2 separate regions of the Mus musculus genome follow, and region 1 is linked to region 2. A link is a contact called in ENCODE Hi-C data. All regions are on one chromosome and are shown on one strand. The core of a region is the stretch at or near the end of the contact, and the rest is flanking DNA. Distances in the headings are between cores, read along the strand shown. Region 1 overlaps Slco2b1 (solute carrier organic anion transporter family, member 2b1). Region 2 holds the start of Tpbgl (trophoblast glycoprotein-like).

Evidence for each region. A loop is a pair of places that touch in the nucleus more often than their neighbours do.
Region 1: a loop to region 2 is called in a map of gastrocnemius, with 5 times the contacts of the local background. The contact joins the enhancer-like site here to the promoter of Tpbgl in region 2. A Hi-C loop is called at or near these places in 9 of 37 maps with a recorded cell type or tissue (adrenal gland, gastrocnemius, heart and 1 more).

What each region holds. Positions count from the first base shown.
Region 1 is chr7:99,667,248-99,670,475 of GRCm38, reverse strand. Slco2b1 (solute carrier organic anion transporter family, member 2b1) reads left to right here. Exons shown (of 14, transcript NM_001252530.1): 9 at 3,227-3,228. Among named protein-coding and RNA genes, the nearest start is that of Gm25409, 15 kb to the right of the region's middle. Within about 2 kb of position 1,480, at least 1 of the 3 ENCODE cell types and tissues checked has a DNase peak (open chromatin) inside an H3K27ac peak, as active enhancers do; it is heart, where a contact is called at or near this core.
Region 2 is chr7:99,625,835-99,628,883 of GRCm38, reverse strand. Tpbgl (trophoblast glycoprotein-like) reads left to right here and starts at 1,781. Exons shown (of 1, transcript NM_001195529.1): 1 at 1,781-3,049. The coding sequence starts at 2,236.

The DNA of each region.
Region 1 (3,228 bases), core at 231-2,730, 42 kb before region 2:
ATAATTTCTCAGTACAGTAAGAAATAGACTCACTGACAGAAACTTCATGCTAACCTGATCCTGACACAAGGAAATCAATCAGGCAGTTACCGGAGGCCACAGAGGGACTAGGCAGCGTTTTCTAAAGAACTCGATCCTGTAGACATTGATTGAGTACTTGCTGTGTCCAGGCAAGTCAAACGACCCTGACGGAAAGCCTGCCAGACACTGGTCATTGTACGGTCTTCGGAGGTTGTTTTCTGTCTCTGAACTGAGTTTCCTCATATACAGACTGGGTTGGTAATATATGCTTCACCTTTCTCAAGGATTGACATGTCGAATAGGATGAGACACACACAGATAGCACCTGTCTACAATTTTAAAAACCACTTATGTAAGGTATAGGTTTTTTCCTATGATCACACCTTTTTATTCTTATTCACATTTGAACAGTAAGTGGTGCTGCTGTTTAATACCATTTACAAAGGTATTATCCAAAGGATCCTTTACGCTTCACCAAAGACATGTGTAGCAGGAAGGAATTGGTTCCAATTTTTTTGCCAGTTTTCTAAGATTCGATGTTGGGGTAACTATAATCTAGCCCCCCAAATTTCCCAGCATTCCCAGGAAAAGGGACTGACTGAATTCCATGGGGCTGGGCCTAGAGGCAGTGGCCTGCATTGTCGACCTCAGGTCATCCCCGATTACTGGAAGGACTCAGCACACTGTAGCATGGACGAACATTTTAATCCCCACTCTGCCTCCTACTCAGGGTGCAGCTGGGGCTGGCTGTGCAAACTAAATCCTAGAGCTGGTAGTCTGGGCCAGCTCGTCTCTGCACCGTCCAGCTTCTGTAGGCCTTGTGGCTGGTTAACCAACTTGGCCTCTGGGCAGCAAAGCTCTACCAGGACTTGGCTTTCAGCACCTGTAATCATGGAGGTGGGGGTACGGCGGAGGGTGGGGGGAGAGTAGCCTGAAGGAGAAGAAACTCTTGGGGAAGACAATCCCTGGCAGTGGAAGTTCTTACCTGGTGGGGGAGTCACATTCTCTCCCAGTCTGCAAATGGAGGGGGAAGCTATCTGATGAAAGAGTTCAGACCCAGACCAACATGATAGAGGAGATCCTCATTTGATGGGAGCTACATGGTCCGGGACTTAGAGAAGCCTGTGACTTGTGGGAGGAAGCAGCACTAGTTTGAGGGCACCCTTGTCCAGTGCCTGGCCTCTGAGCCGGGCAAGGCTGTTGAGGAAGGCAGTCCCTGAGTTGAGGAAGGTCCGTTGTCTGATGGGGAGACCTTGTGCTGAGTGAGGGAAGCCCTGTGCTAAGCGGAGGCTGAACCTGAGCAGGAGACAGGCCCTGGAATTCCCCTTCAGGTAGCTAAGGGAAAGAAAGGCATGGCCCTGCCCTCCAGGAATTTTCCATCCCTTGTGGAGAAGGCTGTGGCTGCTGAGAAGTGGGGGATGGGCTCACAGTCCACTGCAGTGATGAGGACAGCAGAATGAGCATTGTGGAGAGAGGAGCCCTCTGGAGCCAGGCCGCCAGAAAGGACAGCATCCGAATGGGAGGGGCAGAGGGAGAGCGGTTCTGTGCTGGAAGTGAAGAGAGTCTGGCTTTCCTCTCTGGACAAACCTGGGTGTGTCCATGCCCACCCCCCAACCCCAGGTCCCTCTTTACAGTGAAGACCAAGTAATATAAAAGACCAATTCGTGTGGAGCTTCAGATACCTTGAGCAAGTGTGGAGGGGTGGGGGAGGAAAAAAGAAGGAAGGGAGTTTGGGAGGAAGGAGAGAGACAAGGAGTGACCGAGGGAAAGGGTGGCAGCAGCTACCTAGAGTGATGTCTAGGGCCACCTAACTCATCCCAAATGCTAGCTGAATAGCTGGTCTGGAGGCAAAGGACTAGGGACTAGAGGGAGGCGTTCTGTGACTGTGGTCCCTACTCACCCCTCCAGGGCTGACTTTATTTTCTGGCTCTGAAGGAAACAAGGCCAGACTTTGAGGATAGTGATCAAGCTAGTCTGACTATGCTCTGAGGAGAGATAAAATGTGTCTCCTATAACATAGGGATGCAGGCTTTGGTCTGGCAGGAATCAAAGGCTCTTTCTCTAGCCTGGCCTCTATGGATGTCTCTCCTCACTAGCACATTCAGGTTTCTCTTGTTTCTTTCCCATTCTGTCTGTCTGTCTGTCTAACAGCGGAGAAACCCATCCATCAGAGCAGAAACTGTCCTCAGGCATCCCTGTACACCCTACTCGCCCGAACACGGAACCCAGGAAGGAAGGGAGGGATTTACCAACTATTCTGAGCTCAAAGGTTTAGCACTTTTAGGAAGGGCAGCCTGAACAAGGCACTGAGGTAGGACTCCAGATCTACCCAGATCCTAGGGAGGTCCCCAACGCCAGAACAGTCATGATTACTGCCTGTCTCCAGCCTGCTCTCCTGCCCACATCCCATTAGGAATTCCTCTCCAAGTCCCCTTGTTCTCTAGGTCCTAGCTCTGTCCTACATCCAGGGAGCCTCCTGGCCCACGGCTGCCCAGGGTTCATTTTCTCTGGAGACCTGAGATTCTCTGCCCCCGGCGTTTGGACATTTGATCCAGTCCTCATCCATTAAACAGTATTTACAACGTTTTGACAAAATGACCAGTGTGCCCTGGGCTCTAGAGATAAAGCAACTGATACTGTAAAAATTACTACTCTGAAATAAAATGGGGGTGAGCTGGCAATAAAACGGCTAAATGAATAAAATGTACAATTGGTTCGGTACAATGCTCTCAGGAAACACACTCTAGCCGAGAGGCATCAGGGCAGGAGTGGGCATCTGAGTTAAGGACAAAGAAGGAAAGACCCAAGCCCAGGCTGGTTCAAAAGAGCAAGACAAGATGGAAAGGACCCGGTGGGAGTGGAGGGAGGGAGAACAATCTAATAGAAATGGGGGGGGGGGCTGAAATGAGACGGAGTGAATGAAATAGACCCAAATGAGATGGAGGGAAGTAGACTCGACTCAAACAGACCCGAACAGAAATAAACACATTTAATAAACTCCCACGTAACTCTGAACTGAAAGGCGTGAGGAGAATTTCAAAACTAGAGCAGGACGGGAAAAGAGTCCAACGTAATGTGATAGCATGGGACACGCTAGACTTAAACGGAATGGAAGAGAGAGAACGGAACAGATGGGGCGGGCTGGACAGATGTGGATACTGTGGCTGGCTGCCCACGCTGACCTCCTTCCCGCTTGTCCCGACAGTC
Region 2 (3,049 bases), core at 532-3,031:
CAGCAATGAGAAGGCAGCCACCATGAAAACCGGAGAGGGAGTTTTGGCCTTGGCAGTGGTCTACACTTCCGTAGGGACTGGAGGCAGGTCTCCATGCAGTTAAGTGGGGGAAGCAGGCTGTTCTGGTCACTCATGATTTGAGCACTTGTGCTGTATGAGAAAAGGTACCTGTGACCTCCAAAGGCCAAGGACATAGTCCAGAGCAGGAGAGGGCCCCGTCTGTACGCATTCACTTTCACAAGAGTCTGCAAGCTGCCCCTCTAAGGCTGCAGTTGAACCTGTGTTGGCCCAGTGAGTGAACACTCAAGCACTTTGGTATGCTTCTGACTCTATGGACACATACCAGGTTACACTCAAAGCCGCTATGTACACAGGCACGAATGTGCCTGCATGTGTCTATGTGAGACACATTTGTTTGGAACTGCTGTGTGCAAGCCTCCCGTGCACATGCATGCACATCCAAGTAAGAATAAATTTGATAGACCACACATGGGCATGTGTAAGTCTGTTTGTGTAAAGTTTGCCTTTTTGTGTAGAGGCACACGTGTGTAAACTCAGGTGGCCATGTATACAGACATGTCCAGCTCTAAAAGCTACTACTGTCATCTGCTAGCATCTGGAGGTTATCATGGAGACAGGACTAGGTCAATATGAGCTGAGGGAGTCCAGCAAGATCACCAGCCTGGTCCTTAGTGTTGGTATTTGCCTGAGACCCAGGGAATGCAGGATATGCCTCAGAAAGTGGTTTCAATTTGCTGGTCGATCTTCTAAATGCAACTTCAGGGAAGAAACCAACCAGTAGTCTTCAGTTCAGGAGAAAGAGACTGACTGATGCTTATGGGGAGGAGGGGAGCCTCTATCCCAACCAGCTCTGCCAAGTAAGATACTCGAATGGCCTGCAGATCAAATGTCAGCTTCTCCAACCTGAATAATTCATGCCAAGACCAGGAATGCTCCCTCCTCTGGAGTCTGTCTCTTTAAATCAGGTCTTGAGCTTCTCAATTCTGGAGGAAAAAAAAAGTAAATAAGTAAAACCCAGAAAGAAAGAAAAACAAAACAAAACAAAACAAGCCTATTAACAGCTCAGCCCCCACCTCAGCCCTGGATTTTACCACACCCCCACCCTCCACTACAAAATCAGTTCCTGATTTTCCTGCTCCTAGAGCCCTCTCCCCAACCGGCACACCACTCAATATTGACTGGTAGGGCAATTTGGAGGGGAAGGGGCACAGTATCCTGGCAGTACTCAGTGCTGGGGCGGGGTGGGCAAGCAAAGAGCTGAATCACTCCACCCACCGCTCCCTGAGCCTAGGAGGGGCCCAGCCTGAAAGGTGGAACCAATGGGAGTGGTCTTGGCAGAGGCAGAGCAGCCTGAATTAGGGCGCGGGAGATGTGGGGACAGAGGGTGTTTTAGAACATAGAAGAGGGTCGATAAAAGACTGGACACACAGGACCTGCAGAGTTTTAGACACAGCCTAAGGGAACTGGGTTCGCAAAGGAGACATCCAAGGCTAGGGATTTTCCAGGCTCGCTCCCTTAGCACAGCTCCTTTCCTTGACTACAAGAAGAGTAACTTTGTCAGCCCACCCCTCAGCCCTGCCTCCTTTTCTAGGGACAGCTCTAAACTCTCCCACCTTCTCTGGGTGCACAGATCCACCTGCCAGGTCAGCCCTGAGGGCCCCGCCCCACGTGTGCTTCGGAGGGAGGAGGAAAGAAGCTGCCTAAACGAAGGGGGTGGGGAAAGAAGCAAGTCAGAGCTTGGGGAGCCAAACTTCTCAGCAGCTCGTGAACTAGAGAGCAGGGGAGCAAGAGAGCGCAGCGGCCCTAAGCCTGCATCTCCGGAGCCTCCCACCCCGCCTCCCTTGCGAGGAGGTGCGGAGACTCCGCTGGGGGCGGAGGAGGCGGCCAGGAGGCGGGGAGGGGGAGGCAAACCCTGCCCACTCGGCTCGGAGCCCGGAACAGCCGCGGAAGTCGGAGGCCGGAGCGCAGGGCGACGAGGGCAGCGAGGGCGGGGGGCTCCGCTCCCCGCCTGACCCCTGTAGCCCCCAGCCATCAAAGTGAAGGCTCCTCGGACTTTACAAGCTGGAGGACGGACCGGTCGGAACTGTCAGCTGCTCCGGGTCAAGGTCTAGCCCACAGCCACCTTCCCGTGCCACCCCCATCCCATCATCTCCAAACGCTCCCAATTCACTGGTGAGCGCTGCGGGCCGGGGGCTGGATGCGGGGACGGCCGCGATGGCCCCGCGCGCGGGACAGCGGGGGCTCTGGAGCCCGCTGCCAGGGCTGCTGCTCTTGGCGGCGGCGCTGAGCCGGCCCGCCGCGCCCTGTCCCTTCCAGTGTTACTGCTTCGGCAGCCCCCGGTTAATGTTGCGCTGCGCGTCGGGCGCGGAGCTCCGGCAGCCGCCCCGGGACGTGCCACCCGACGCGCGCAACCTCACCATCGTGGGCGCCAACCTGACCGTGCTGCGCGCCGCAGCCTTCGCGGGAGGGGGCGAGGGGGCGACGGACGGCGTGCGCCTACCGCTCCTTACCGCGCTGCGCCTCACACACAACAACATCGAGGTAGTAGAGGACGGTGCCTTCGACGGGTTGCCCAGCCTGGCGGCACTCGACCTAAGCCACAACCCGCTACGCGCCCTGGGCTACCGCGCCTTTCGCGGGCTGCCTGCGCTGCGCTCACTACAGCTCAATCACGCGCTGGCTCGAGGCAGCCCCGGGATGCTGGATGCACTGGACGCCGCTCTGGCCCCCCTGGCCGAGCTTCGCCTGCTGGGCTTGGTAGGCAACGCGCTGAGCCGCCTGCCACTCGCCGCGCTGCGCCTGCCCCGCCTGGAGCAGCTGGATGCGCGTGTCAACGCGCTGGCCGGCCTGGGCCCGGACGAGCTGAGCGCGCTTGAGCGCGATGGCGACCTGCCCCAGCCGCGCCTGCTGCTGGCGGACAACCCACTGAGCTGTGGGTGCACCTCGCGCCCCCTGCTGGCCTGGCTGCACAACGCCACCGAGCGCGTACCCGACGCGCGCCGCCTGCGCTGCGCTTCCCCGCGCGTAC